Regions from separate parts of the Homo sapiens genome. Here regions 1 and 3 are each linked to region 2. A link is an interaction called in ENCODE POLR2A ChIA-PET data of the cell type or tissue named here. Cell type or tissue: GM12878. All regions are shown on one strand.

Evidence for each region. ChIA-PET counts read pairs that join two places held together with the same protein. Peaks named below come from ENCODE experiments on the same cell type or tissue, not always from the same donor. Only the 100,000 strongest peaks of a DNase experiment are listed, where the experiment ranks them.
Region 1: POLR2A ChIA-PET joins it to region 2 with 19 read pairs; 1 of 35 experiments calls an interaction of 5 or more read pairs at or near these places.
Region 3: POLR2A ChIA-PET joins it to region 2 with 10 read pairs; 1 of 35 experiments calls an interaction of 5 or more read pairs at or near these places.

What each region holds. Positions count from the first base shown.
Region 1 is chr11:115,917,665-115,922,664 of GRCh38, forward strand. LINC02703 (long intergenic non-protein coding RNA 2703) reads left to right here and starts at 1,972. Exons shown (of 7, transcript NR_187258.1): 1 at 1,972-2,647. RefSeq lists an enhancer at 1,668-1,817. In GM12878, no CTCF peak of the experiment used is centred here; DNase peaks (open chromatin) are centred at 1,907, 2,297 and 4,031; H3K4me3 peaks cover 795 bases; H3K27ac peaks cover 4,867 bases.
Region 2 is chr11:116,071,076-116,076,075 of GRCh38, forward strand. The region is part of intron 2 of LOC105369513 (a long non-coding RNA gene); the gene reads right to left. Among named protein-coding and RNA genes, the nearest start is that of LINC02703, 150 kb to the left of the region's middle. RefSeq lists enhancers at 3,087-3,206, 3,337-3,386. In GM12878, CTCF peaks have their summits at 1,888 (motif pointing left) and 2,827; DNase peaks (open chromatin) are centred at 2,966 and 3,606; H3K4me3 peaks cover 290 bases; H3K27ac peaks cover 2,197 bases.
Region 3 is chr11:115,993,821-115,998,820 of GRCh38, forward strand. No RefSeq gene overlaps it. Among named protein-coding and RNA genes, the nearest start is that of LINC02703, 77 kb to the left of the region's middle. RefSeq lists enhancers at 2,408-2,507, 3,031-3,180. In GM12878, no CTCF peak of the experiment used is centred here; DNase peaks (open chromatin) are centred at 2,541 and 3,180; H3K27ac peaks cover 2,220 bases.

The sequences.
Region 1 (5,000 bases), 150 kb before region 2:
GCCAGTGCCTGCAACAGGGCAGGGGTTGAATGGTCAGCTTGTATCGGCAGAGGTCCCATTGTTCCTGCATGCGGCCCAGTGGGCAGGGCCTAACTTTGTACCATCCCAGCTCTCTTGCTTGCAAAGCCCATATGAAAACCCTAGGAAACACTTAGGCATCTTTGCCTGAGCAGATACTGGGAGAGCAACTCACCCATGTGCCACCTCCTCTGCTTTCCTCCCTTCTGTCACCCAGATTTTACAGGTGAAGGTCACATGTCAGGCACTCATTCTCCCACACTACAGGGGACATACACTCTGCTGTCTGAGTGGTCCCATTGAAGACCCCCTAGCAGACTGGAGATAAGGTACAGTTACACCTGCCTCTCCCCTTAGGGAGGTGGAACTCACAGCTCACCTGTCTCTAAAGAAGCCCTCTTCACAAATACCTTCCTGTCAACCTCCCACACACTTATTTTTTTAATACCCTTGACAAGAGTGAGGGTTTTGAGCTGTGAAACCAGTTTCTGGATATTTCCTTTGAAATTTCCATCCCAGTCTGGCTCCTTGCTGGAGCAGCCAATATTCTGCCATTTCAGGTGCTGAGCCCTGGCCTGGGAGGTGCCAGCAGGGAGAGGCCAATTCCAGCAGAGGAGAGTCCAGGCATGTGGGGATATGGTGGTGTTCTCCATGGAGGGAGAAACAGGGCATTAATAAAACAGTGCCAGGAATAACCCTGTGATTGATGGGTAAAGGTCATGGACTCTGGGATACTGGCAGGCACTGATGGGAACCTGTTAGGGCTGGACCGGGACCATCTCTGGCTTCCTGCTTCCCTCAGGTACCAGGATGCTCTGCTATGGTCTCTGGCAAAACTGAGCACTGGGGCTGGGCACATAATTTTGCCTGGGACAACTGCTGTAGGGGCTTCAGAATGCCTGGTTTTCTAAATTTTATTGGTGTCAGGAGAGAGCTTTGATAAGCTTTAATGTGCTATTAATTATTTGGGCTGTTAAAAAAGGGAGTGCATGAGAGGCTTGGAGTTGAATGATCTCATTTCTGAGGTTCTGAGGAGGTACACACATACACCCCAGTGGAAGCCAACTCAGGATCCAGCTGCTCACGGAGTTCCTCCCTCTGCTCAGACACCAAGAGTGCTGCTGCCTGAGACTGAGCAGAGTAGGGAACTGGGGAGGATCTCCACTGCTTTAAACTTAAATGTAACTTGGGCAATTTGGACTTTCTTTGGGCTTTAATTCGCAAGGGCTAAATACTTTGATTTTGGACTTTAATCTCTTTGGGATTTTAATCTCTAAATTTTTCCCTAGGAATTTGATAATGGGAAGGGTTTATATCCAAATTTGGGACATCTTATTTTCCCATTTATTATTGAAGAAATCTTTATGCATTTTTTATTAGCTCTTTATGCATTTTATTATTGAAGTATCTTCACTCTGCTATTAAACCTCATTACAGAACCTCTGATGAGGTTAGTGGTCCATGTGGCTGGACATCAATTTGGATTGGAAATAGAACAGGCTCTGAACTTGCAGTCTTAGACACAACATAGCCTTGGACTGGATTTTATTAACACACTGTTCTGGCTCATCTCAGAGGCTTATGGAAGTGAAATCAACAGTGTCTTAGGATGGTCCCAGGAAGGCACAGGAAGGAACAGAAGTTGATGCTGGGGGAGCGACCTCCTGCTCAGATAGTTAGCTCATCCCCTCCTGGAGCCAGATGACCACATACCTGGTTGTCCAGGGGTTAAACATTAAGCCCAGCTGGTTAAGATAACAAAAATCTGGGGAATTTTTATCCCCTTCCTTCTCTAGTTTTCATATAGAGGGACTTCCCTGACCCCACACACTTGGCCCCTCTCTACTCCCTTTTTGACCCAGCTAGGAGTGATTTGTCACTTGAGTTTATGTATGACTCACTCTCTTCCCCTCCCTCTCCCTCTCTTTTGGTATATGCCTGCCCTGGGAGAACACACAAGCTCTGCTGTCAGCCATGTGGTAAGATTCGTGGGGCTGGCTCTGCCCCGACTGGGGAAGCCTGAAGTTTTGGGGGATCAGATCAGCTCAGGGGTAGAGTAGCAGGTCATTCTGGTCTGACACAAGCCACCCCCTCTAATTTAACATTATCAGGAATAAAGGTGCTATTTCGATCTTCATTTCTCTGGCTCTTGGTCTGTCAATGGAGTGGTTCTGTAGTCGGAGAGGGTGAAAGTGGAGTTACAAATTTGCCCCCCTCAAACCTGAGAAGCAACTCTTTGGACCAATAGCAAAGTGATTTCTCAGCTGTGAACTAACAGTTTGCTTTTGGAATGAATCATGTGCTTTCAATTTTCCACTTCAAAAACACACACTTCAGCAGAAGTCACTTTACAGCAAATGAAAGAAGAAATTTCCCCAGGGGAGAAAGGTGTTTGTTACTTAGAGGAGGGTAGAAGGGATGACTTAGGAGCATCTATTTTTCCCAACTGTGAAGTCACCAGGAGGTCTTTTTGATATTATTGCCCTTCTAGCCAATAAGGCAGTGGTTTGCAAAATGCTAGCAATTAAGCAGTGCTCTAATTGGCTGAATTGTATCTCTCTGTCCAGAGTTCTGGGAGAGAACATAGGCAGGGTTAGGCATGGGAGAATGTGTCTGACTCACAACGAAGGTAGGAAGGGCTGGGTGGGTTTTATTGTGGGATAACTTTCCCAGAGCCTCCTCTATTTAGCTCTCCACATGGAAGCAGGGCTGTCAAAATGGCAAGTTCTACAGAGTGCCCCATTGCAACTGCTCCTCATTAAACTCCCTTCAGAGTCAAGAATGTGTTCACTCTCCTCTTCCTCTTTATATACTCACCACCGCCATCGCCAGCACCTTCACCTTCATCATTGTCTCTCTCATTTATGGAGCACTGTGCTAAGCCATTTTTATGCATGATCTTCTCCTCACAACAACCCTGTGAGATAGATACCCTTATTTCCCCCCATTTCCAATGGGTAAACTGAGGCTGCAGGAAATTGAGCCAATAAATGGTAGAGCCAGAATTCCAGTTCAGACCAAATGTGACTCCAGTACACTATGCAATGTAGATGCCTATCCAATGTCTTCTTGGATGCTTCCAATGACGAGGTGCTCAGTAACTCCTGAGCTTCCCGTTGCACTGTTGGACAGATTGCAAGCTTTCCTCCCCAGGTCTCTGACATTCTGCCTGTCGTTACACAGAATGCATCCTGTCACACCATGGCAGCATGTTTGATTGAGGCAGGGCCCTAGTTAATGCTTTGCAGTCAAGCAGGGATACTGGGCTGGTGTAATGTAAAATGCTGACCTGGGGAAATGGCATTTCACTGAACTCACTGAGGCTTGAAATGGGTGTGCTGTGAACTGTACGGCCTTGCCCTCCTGAAGAGAGGGCCCCGAGGGATAGCTGGAAGGCCTGGCAGAGTGCCTCTCCTCCCTCTCAGCATGCCATGGCCTTCTAGGGGGCTTCCAGTTCCATGCTGAGGCTATACTTCCCTCTCAGGGAGAGCTGGTTGCTCCCGCATGCTGTTTGTAGTGTTTTACATCTACCTCTGCAAACCTGCTGGGCGTTCTGGCTGGATGATGCTGTTCACATTCCGAATGCTTGTGTTTACCCACCTCCTCACTGAACAAATTTACAAAGTCAACATTTTGGGACATCTCAGAGATTTAAAAAAAAAATGGCAACACAAAACTAACACAACTATGTTGTCCTCTCCCACCCCCTTGTTTCTAACACATCATAGAGTGGAATTAACAAGATTCTAGTCCTTGGCACTGGATCAATTCTGGATGCCATCTCCACCCAGTCTCCATCCCGTCTTTCCCCTAACTCTTACTGTTCTGATAAGTGATGGTAAACAGAAAACAGGCCATTGTGTCAACTATACCTGGCTTCCAATCCCAACTCAGTCTCTCACTAGCTCTGTGATGATGAGTAAGTTACATAATCTCTGCGAGCTTTAGTTTTCTCATGGGAAACTGATACACGCTTTGCATTGTTGTGCTGAGCTTTAGGCAAGGTATCCAGGATGTGCATGGTTTTGGTTGCTGGTTGGTCATTCCAGGATTTCATCCTTTCGACCTTGACCAGTTCAGTGATTAATGGTTTTCATCAGTTAAATCTGGATGATGGAGTAATTGAGTCAGGAGTGGGACAGGGCAGCTGGACCCAGAGCAGACACTGAGCACCCCTGGGCAAGCCCCCAATCTTTCTGTGTTTTTGTGCCTCCATCTGTTGTGCCCTGATCTGAAATCATTTTGTCTCTTACTGGAAGGATGTGAGGCTGAGATGGAAAGAAGAAGGAGAGGTGCTCAAAAGTCTGCTGAAGAAAGATGAATAGCCCCTTGTAAGCCCCACTTACTGCTGCCCACCCTTGATTGTCTGTGGCCGTAGAGGAGAGAGAGCGTAATTCTATAAGAGAGGAGCACCCAAAACTGCTGCTTGATAACCCTGGGTGTCTCCTAGACAAAAGCCCTACTCCTTGGGGTATTGTTCATGTTCTTCATGTTCTGGTCCCAGGAGACTTCTGCAGAGGCATCTCTCTGCTCCCTTCTCTCTCCCCAGGGACTACCCACTCTGCCTTGAATATACTGTGCCCATTTGCTCCTTTGATTTTTTATTCTTGGAATGTCCTCCCTTCAACCTCCTTTGCCCCTATACTGCCCCACCAGGTGAACTCAAATTCATCCTCATGGTTTCCTCTAAAGTGTCCTCTGATCTCTATGTGGCTTTTTTTTTTTAACTCCTCCTGACTTCCTCTCCATTTTTATGCCTCTTCTCCCTGTACATGCAGCGATAGCCTCTACTACAGCACCTCATAGTGTGCTGCAATGTCTGTTTACATGGCAGCATCCCCTGTCAGATTTAGGGCAGGGACTGTGCTTATTCTTCCCCATGTCCCCAGTGCCCAGTAAAGTGCCAGGCAAATAATAGACAATTAATAAATACTTGTTGTTGAATTGCATTCAGAGCTGTGTGTGCCCCAGCTCTCTTCTTC
Region 2 (5,000 bases):
GTGGAAGAGAACAAATAAACTCTGGCCTGAGGCCATTATAGATGAGTGGAAATGAACATATTCCAAGGAGCGTGTGTGTGTTGGGGCGGGGGAGTTGGAGGGGGAGAGTTAATGAAGATCTTCATGACTGGAAGCAAAAGCAGAGAGGAGGGTACTATTACATGGAGATGCATAACACCTGCCACCTCCCCCAAAAGCCAGGCCAACAAAAACCCAGACTCCTTTAAGACGTCTTAAACAAAGGTCCTGGTCCCCACGCCCTTTTTGGAACCTTCACTGAGAAGCATGGCTTAGTCACATTGGGAGTCATATAGGAAGATGGGTGGTGACTCCTTTATCCTTTATCCCTGAATTCCAGGAGCCTCTTGAACTTCCCATCCCACTGCGACTTATCCACCAGAGCCCCCAAGGGCAATCAGCTGCTAGCTTCCCCTGGCTTGTTCTTTCTTGCTCCGACGTGCCCCTACATTCCCCAAACACACCAGACCCATGATGGCTCCAAGGTTTTGAGCAATTTTCTTCCGACTGCTGGGATTACCCTTTCTCTACCTGGTTGCCTAACTCTCCCTTGTTTTCTGAGTCTTGGCTTAGAGTCCACGTTCTGTGAAGTGTTCCTAACCCTCTAGGCAGAGCTGGGTCACCACAGGACTTTGCATGTATGGTCAACCGGATTGAATTGTTACTGTAACTGTCTTTGTCTCTTTCTAGACTGTGCCCATCTTCAGGGCATGAACCATGCATTATTCATTGCTGATCCCTGGCACCTACCTAGGGCCTGATACCTAGAGGTGGCAACCACTATTATTGAATTTATCCAAATATTTGTTCCTGTCACCGAACTATGTTAAAGGGAAATAATTGGGCAGAAGGAAAAGCACTCAGCTACAAAGGACGCTGCATTCTGTGCTGTTTCACGGGGATGCATATGGGATGTTTGAAGCCCCTATAAAGCACAGAAGTAATGCGAGCAGCTATTTGTCCCTTTCTCTCCTGCCTCTATCTGTTCTCTCTGCCTCCCGTTATTCTTCCCCTCAGCTTTCAAAGACACAAAGAGGTATCTACCCCAGGTGCCTGCAGGCTCACCTTTTTTCCTCCCCTTGGGCTGCAGGAGGGGAGAAGCTGGGCCAGCAGCAATGCCTTTCCCTGTCTGCTTCTAATTCCCATCCCCTTATTAAATTCAGGGCTGATTTGGGCTGTGTGAGCTTTGTTGGACCCCCTGCTGCTGGACCAATTCCTTTTCTTTCTCTCCTCCTGGTGACTAATAGCTGCTCTTTCCTTCAGTCTGTGTGCGCCTCCCTTCTCCTCCCCTCCCGTTCAAAGGCAGTGGAGTCGTGATGCCTCCTCATCCACTGGACTCCCCGAAGCACAGTTCTGGGAAGCAAGTTCAAGCCCCCCAGGCCAGCTCTTCTAGGGTCTGGGGCATCTCTCTCTAGGGAGGTATTGCTGTAGAAATAGGAGGATGGCTGGCCCAGAGGGGATGGAGATGGAGAGGAAGGAGGAGGAGGAAGAGAGAGGCCGGGCAGTCTAGCACAGGAGGGAGGGAAAGTAGGCAGAGCCTGCAAAAGGATGGAGCACTCAGGGCAGATCACAGAAGCCCCAGAACAAAGGGAGAAGGAACATGATAGAAAAGATGCAGGCGCGAAACAACCACGCGGAAGTGAGGCATGAAAGGCAGTTGGGTGACGTGGAAAATGCCAGAGAGCAAAGCCACAACCAAACAAAACGCTAAGACTAGAGGATTTGCAGCCTCGTCTTAGGAGGAGAAAAAGTGCCTTGGAAACAGTGCTGGAGGTTCTGTCCAGGGACCCCTTGGCCCAAGTTGGGGAGCAGGATGGGACTCAGAAACCAAAGCTTCAACAACAGAATCTAGTGCCAGGCGGGGCCCCCTGGAGGCTGAGTATGCTCACACTCACGCATGCGCATGCCCAGAGCATGTACCTGAGGCTGGCTAGCAGGGGTTCCGTTCCTCACTCTAATGGGGTCCAGCCTGCAGGCTGGTGGCTGTAGAAGTACAGGTTGCACTGACCACATACCCAGCTGCATTTGCCACATGAGAGGGGATGACGGTTCCAGTGAGGCAAGTATCAGAGCAGGAGTCAGGAGTGCAGTGTGTTGCTGCTGACCCTTAGCTGTGTGCCTTTGAACGAGTTGCCATATGTCACAAAGCCCTTTGTTCTCACCCATGTTCACAGTCCCAGCCCTGCTGTCCATCATGAGTGTGACAAAGAAACTGATGAAAAATAGACACAGAAGCGCTTTGCAAACTGTACACTGCTCTGGAAATAAGAGTGTCACCTTCGCAGCCGAGGACTCACAGGAGGGACCAGAAGGAGAATGTGGATGACCCCCCACCAGCCGCATCTGTTCCAGAATCTCTCCCACTTTCTGTTCTAGCCATTCTGAACTTCTGTTGGTTCCCAATCCTGGGCCAGCTTGCTCTCTCTCTCATTTCTGAGCCTCTACACATTGTTCCCTCTGCCTGGAATGTTTCTGCACCTTCTCTTTGCTCAGCTAACTCATCTGCTTTCTGGTCTCAGCTTACATGCCACTTCTTCCAGGAAGCCTTCCTGGAACCACTATGTACTTGTTTTGTGTTTCTGCTACATGCTCTTATGGAATCCTGCACTTCTAGGGGTATGTGTGTGTGTGTGTGTGTGTGAGAGAGAGAGAGAGAGAGAGAGAGAGAGAGAAAGAGAGAAACTGTCTCTGAGTTAGGGGGAGGTGGGTGTGAGTCCCTCACAATGCCATTTATAGCCCACTCCTGAGCCCCAGACCACTGTGGAGAACAACCATCGCTGAGTGTGGGTGCTCCACCACCTGTCCACCAGCTGCCACTCTCTTCCAACTCTTGGGGAGCAGCCACGGGAGTCTGAAGCATTTTCTGGGTCACTGCCTAGCAATTGGTAACAGCGGCCTTCCTTCCCCACACTTGTCTCTCGCTGAGTAAGCTCTGAAACCCCCGCACAGCACTGACATGCTTCCGCCTCATTCAGAATGAATCTGTTGCTATGGTTGTGTGGGGAGCTGTGCGTGCAGCGTGTGAGCCAAGCCAACTGAGATGGGAGCTCTGGGCTCTCTCACGCTCGTCACCAGTGATGTCGGGCACACCTTTGGTGGCATTTCTCCCTTTGTCCTCTTCTAGAGTTTCTGCATCACGCATTGGGGCTGGGAGATATGAGTGGGTCCAGGCTCTGCCCTCAGCTGTGGGGGTGGGGGACACTCTGCAGAGCCAGCCTTCACTTTATCCCCCTCACTTTTCCCTAATGAGATTATCTCGCCTCGCTGGAATCTGACTACCAGTCCCTCACATCATTCAGTTCTCTGCACAATATCACCTCCTCAGAGGCCTCCTTGACCGTTGCATCTAAAATAGCTCCCCTTCCCACTTCCAGCTCTCGCTGCTCTGTTTTTCTTCATAGCATGCATCACTGCTGTTATTGCAACACACCCTTTGTGTGTAAATATCTATTATCTGGCTGCCTCATTAGAATGAAAGCTAGAGGAGGGCGGGGACTGTGTGGCTTTGGTTCCTACTGAGCTGTCTATTCTCCATTTGCCCTCTGCCCCCTCCAGTCCATGCTCCACTCTTCTGCAACCTGCTGTGGCCCCAGGAGGCTGACCTCTGCCAATTGCACCTCCCACGCTCTCTTGATGACTGGTTCCTTGTTGGGTGTGTCCAGTGTGAGCATCAGAGGCCACTCCTTCCCTGCTTTGACACTGTGGATCTGGCAGGAGGGTCCTTCTACAGCTACAGCTGCTACAGCTCTTGCCAAACAGCCTCTCTTCCATGATTCCAGTGCTCATGGGCTCCAGTAGCTCCATTTCCCCTGGCTGTCTTGATATTGCAGGTTTCTGATCCTTTGCCATGCCTTTTTGGTCCCTTAGCCTGCTCATACCTTTGTAACTAGTTCCTTCCTTGGAGCCCCTTTATCTGGACTGTCTGAAGGGAAACATATCTCCTACTGAGACTTTGATATAGTTATGGTCCAGCACAACACATATTGCTGAGTGGATAGATAAATGACTGGCAGGTGCCCCAGATTGATGCCCAGGCTTGGCTATGGAGGATAGGAAGGAAGGCAAAAGAAAGCTCAAGGGAGATATGGGTGTCTCTAAATAGGACAACCCCAAAATTGTTTCCTGATCAAGAGCAGTACCCACATTTTTAAAGGTTATAAGTGGGAAAATTTTAATCTCCCTCAGTGGCCTGTTCTTATGACTCACATCTCTCCCTGATAGAGATTTAAGGTAGGATGGAGATGTAAATGGAGAGTGGCCAGGAAGATATCTTTCTAATGCCTAATCCAAATCCCTTTTATTATAGTTGGAAACTCCTTATTCTTGATCTAAAGATAAAAGTCACCTCTCCCTGTTACTGTTCTAGGAAATCATTATACTACATTAGCATGTAGTATTCTAGTATGTTAATATTTTAAATGGGAAGTGCAAAGAACACAGGATTTGAGTCCAGGGAAACTAGTGTCTCAGTTCTGACACATTATGCTGAGAGACTCATTTACCCTCCTAAGTATCTGTTTGTCACCCGTACAATGGGAGGGATGGTAAGCCTTGCGCAGCCTACCTCCTGCCCTGCATTTGTGAACACCAATGAAAAAACTGTGTAAATGGGAACATTCTGTATCCAAATATTAGCTGATGCATTGTCTTCGACATGTTTAATCTCAGGATCTGGGATTCTCCTAAAGTTCTGTTGTCCAAATTCTCCTAACACTGAACCAAATTCTTCCACGCCCCAGGTATATACATTACACACATTACCAAATTCTTGATAATGCATATACCTGGGGTGTGGAAGTGGAAAGGGGAGACCTCAGTTTCTCTTCTATGACCTTAAATGATTATGTTGGTGACTCAGCAGACCCAGGGAAATGGCAATCGGCTCAGGCAACAGCCTGGGTTAAGAGGCTTGATGTCACAAGAGGATCCTCTATACCCTCACTGGGAAACAAACTCCAATTTTCAGCTGCTGGCTGTCTGAA
Region 3 (5,000 bases), 77 kb before region 2:
TCTTTTGCCTTCTCCAGGAGGCTGGGGCAAAGGTGGCTTACAGCTATTCATCCATGCAAGGAAAGCTATCTCTGCTGCAGCCCACTGGAAGAGACGGGGCCATGGCCTTTCTCATTCCCATTTGGGGACTTGCCTAAGGGTGACATAATGAATTGCTCTGACCCAGTCAGAGAAGAAAAATACAGGTTGGATGAGATAAATTGATGCCACCCCAGTCTTTCCAGCAGTGCTGGTGGGGACAAACTCCTGCCTTGAGGTTTTGCTTTCTCAGAAGAAAACAGTAGTGTTTTTATGCTGTTGACGAAGGTGAAGGAATAGAGTTCTCTGGGGTGTTACAGGGAAACTTACATGAGTTGGCTGGTCTCTAATGTTACATTTATTCATCTTAAAAATTTAATGATCCTCTGCTATGTTCCAGGCACTGTGCTAGGTCCTGGGAATATGTTGAAAATCAATCTCAAAACACTCAGAATGTAGTAGGAGACACACACAAGTATATAAACTATTGTATTTTGCATCTTTGATGCCTGAGATGTTAGAATCATTTATTGTTTTTATTTATTCTTCAGGTAGATATTTTTGAAACACCAACTATGTGCCTGAGCCTGTACTAGATACTGAGAATACAGCAGTGAATGAGACAAGATAAGGTTTCTAGGGAGGAAGATGAACAATAAACCAGTACACAAAATACATGCACAAGATAGTTACAGATTGAAATATACCCTCTGAAGGAAAGAGTGGATGATATAATAGAAAGTGAAGGGAGTGGGGGTAACTTGGGATAAAAATATCTCTCAGAAGAGGTGATATTTGAGCTGAAATTTATGGATTAGAAGAAGCCAGTCATGCAAAGAGATAAACGAGGAATAACGTTGACAACAATGGTGTGGCAGTAAATGTTTTACAGCCAGCTCTCAGGGGGAAAAGAAAGCCCTGATTTGCAGTGGTTGCCAGTTACCATGGTGTAAATACTCCCACATTGCCAGTTTAAAGTTGCCAATGTGATATCCCTTAATGCAGACTTGGGAAGAGATGTGTACAATGGATCGTCACTAACCTGTGAGAGCTGCCTCCAGCACACTGCCGTTTGCCAGTTACCTGGCCATACTGAGGGGCAAGTAGGGAATGGGTCCTGGTCAATGCTAAGGGGTTAGACACAAGATGATGAGACTAGAGAAGGTTCTCTGGAGCTACAGGTTGGGGATCAGAAGTGCTACATTCAGACACAACCATGATATATTATATGGATAATACGCCCCACCAGTCAATGCAAAAGACATCATACCTTATCCTTCTTGATACTGTTTAAAAATTGGATATTCCCACACCACCCACATAGATATTTTATACTTACTTTAATAAGTTCAATTTAACTGTGTGTGTGTGTGTGTGTGTGTGTGTGTGTGTATGTGTATGTGTGGATGAATAAGGCATGGCATTAGGGGTACAAAAATGAGAAATACTAAGTCCCTCCCCTCATGGCTCTGGCAGTCTGATAGAGAAAGGGGAAATAGGGAAAGAAAACTAACATTTATTAAACATCTACCACTAACATAAATTAAAGAGACCAGTAGAGGGAAACACAGATAGATCACATATATTTGCTATGATATAAAGAAGAGATTTTTTATAGTTTAATACAACTCAAAATATTAAAAGGACAGAATTTCTGGGCCAGTTGGACTAAATGGGTGGTTTCTCTTGGCTCAGACCAGGAAAAAGAAATCTGATAAGAATTGGTCTTATTACTCTTTTGATGATCACCTTGTTTACCCATCAAGGAGGGTTTGGGAAGGACCCAGGAACTCAGCTTATAGACTTTGGCCATTGACAGTTTCCAAAACCAAGAATATAGAACCCAGAGAGATGGATAATATGGGAGAGTTGTCAATTCATAAAATGCTTTAGCAATACCCAGAGACTCATGGGAGTGAATATTACCATCCTCTACTTGGCATGCAGATACTATAATTTACAACATGAAGTTTACATAAAAGGAATTGTTCTCTCTGATTGGCATTTGGGAGATGGGCCCTGATGATAAGTGCACTCCTTTGCAGGGCTGGCCAATAATATTTCAGTCCCTGGCCTTTTCAAACCACTTTGTCAGAGGCTCTGCAAAGATGCATTGATTTATCTTGTGACAACAATAAAGAATTTGAGATCCTGGCAGGAAAACCAGAGGAGAAATCCAGCAGGGTTTTAAATCCGGGACCAAAACTTGGGAGAGAAATGTGAATTGGTTATGCATCCAGAAGAGATAGTTGAATCCATGGAAGGGTGATTATTCCCTCACTTGGAAGTAAAGGAGGAACAGCAGAAAAGGGAAGACAACTTATAGGAATCTGGATGTTGCGGGAGAAAGAGGATGCAGAGAGGAAACTGGAAATGAGATGTTAATTTCTTAGAAACAAATGAAAAGGAAACCATGGAAGTAAAGAGTTTCACAAAGGAGGGCACAGCAAGTTCAAATGTGGCCAAGACACTATGAGATGGAGAACCGAGAAAAGGCCCTTGAAGCAGGTGGTGAAAGACATCACTGATCATCTCTGTGACAGCAGTTTCACTAACACTAACAACTGTACAGTGTTTTTCAGTTCATGGGGAGAAAACGTCTTCCTCATCTATTAGCTCATCTGATGCTCATAACAAATGTGATGAAGAAAGCGAGGTTCGGATAGTAAGTGGCTGATCCAGAAACTGATCCAGGCCTTCTGATCTCAAATCATATTCTGTTTCTGCTGTGTTACATGGTTGTCTTTCAGAAAAGCACCTTGGGGTTGAAGTTGGACTGTAAGAAAGGTGTGAGGTGCAAGGATGTGGCCAAGGTCAAGGGCAACAAGACTAGAGCATCCACTTTACAAATTTGAGTGAATGGAGGCTGACTAGTAATTTTAGGGACTTTTTTGTTCTAGGATAAAAATACTTATAAATGTTTAGAACCAATAAAAAGCAAAGATTGGTTACCAAGAGAGATGGAGGAAGATCCTAGAAGGGGGAGAAGGGAAATGGGACCAAGAACACATGTGGAGGACTATGTCACAGCAAGACAGAGGGCCTTTGAGGGTGTAAAGGCAGAAGAAACGCTGTGCTGGAGAAAAGAGAACTTGAGGAACACCCTATTGTTGGAGGAAAACACAGTGAGGTCATCTTCTGAAGCTAAGAAGGGGAAGGAAAGCTGCTGTGGGGCATTTTCTTCATGGCCTCCTGACACCCTCCTGGGGTTCGAGAAGTCACGGAGATGACTCAACACAGCACTGCCACTTTTTGTCACTGGCTGTTTTCTTTGGGATAACTATGGTATAATGTAAACAGTACTGGGCTTGGGCACCCAACACTCAGAGTACAGTTTTGTCCCTGAGAGGTCTCGTTGGCTTTATGTCCAGGAACTCCAGCTCCTGGACACTGCATCTGAAAATTGCACTGTTATCTCAAATTCAATGGGACAGAATCCAGCAGAAAATAACAGAATCTTAAGTGCCAGAAAAATTACCTGGTCTAATTCTTGGATTCCCTCTGTAATATACCCTACCAATTGCCCTGCTTGATCATTTCCTGTGACAAGGTACTCACTACTTCTTTAGGCAGCTTGCTCCATTTTTAGACATGTCTAATGGATAAAAAAAAGTCTTCCTTATATTTGTCTTAGTTCTGACCTCTGGGAAACTCAGAATACAGAAATAAATTGGCTAATTTCTGTTCCCCTGGGAGTAGCTGTCAAAGATTTGAAGAGAGCCATCACGTATCCTTACATTTTCTATTCTTCAAGGCAAGCAAACCAAATTCTCCTTATTATTTCTGGGCTTCTCACTATCACATTAATTCTCCCCCATGCTCATCCCAGGATGCCAGTGACTGGTAGGCGTGCCTCTGCTGAGCCCACTTTCTGACTCTACCTTTTCACCTATTCAATTTCTGATCCCCTTGACCAGAGTTCTTTCCTCCGATTCCTCTTCTCTCATTCCCCTCTGAACACTACTGTCAGACTAACCATCCTAAACAAGGTTTGTTACAGGTCACTTCCCTTGTCAGAAAAACTTCAGTGGTTCTCCATTTACTATAAGATAAAGTCCAAATCTGGCATTAAATGCCCTCCAAAATGAGGCATTTTGGTATTGCTCCAAGCTCTTTGTTCTGAATATTCCCCTCCAATGGGTTTATTCATTCATCCTCCCATTTATTCATTGCAGAAACAATTATTGAGTGTCTACTATATGCCAGGCACTATGATAGGCTAATAGACATCCAAAGATGACAGAGAGATGGTCCTTGACAAGAAGGGGTTCACAGTATGATGGGGAAAAACACCATGTAAGTACACAAGCAATTCAGGTTATTACATGCAGCAAAACACAATCATTAAATATCACACCAATGATGTGTAGCGGTAACAGGGAAGGAAGAGACCCACTCTTCTTGGAGTGGATGGGAGAGCATTCATAGGGAGAGTGATGTTTCAATTGAGACTTGAAGGGTAAAAGAAATGTGCATCGTTAATAAGAAAAGACAAAAATATTATAAGTAGAAGGAACAGCTTCTGAAAGGCCATGTTCTAGAAAGTTCAAGTTGTCTAACATTTCAGTAGAGTATATCTAACATTTCAATGTGGAAAATGTGAGAGAAAGCAGTGATGAGCTGGTAAAATTTGAACAACCAGCATTTTGGGGTGGGGTTACGGGAACCCTGATTTTTAGCATGCCAATTTCTATAGTGTAAACATACCCAACATGGCTGATTTCAAACTTCCAAGACATCATTAAACTCAAAGCTGGGAAAAAAATATGCTCAATTGGCTCTCAAAAACCAGCAGGAAGTAGAGAAGGCTATAATCAGGAAAGGCTTTTTATATGCTATGGAATTGGGATTTTTTGTCCTATAGGATTATGGAGAGCCCTTGAAGGGCTTTAGACTAGATAATGTCATGACCAGCTTTGCCTTAACAAAAGCAAGTGCAAACTGCCCGTGTGTATATATGACAGGTAGGGATGGTGTTGGAG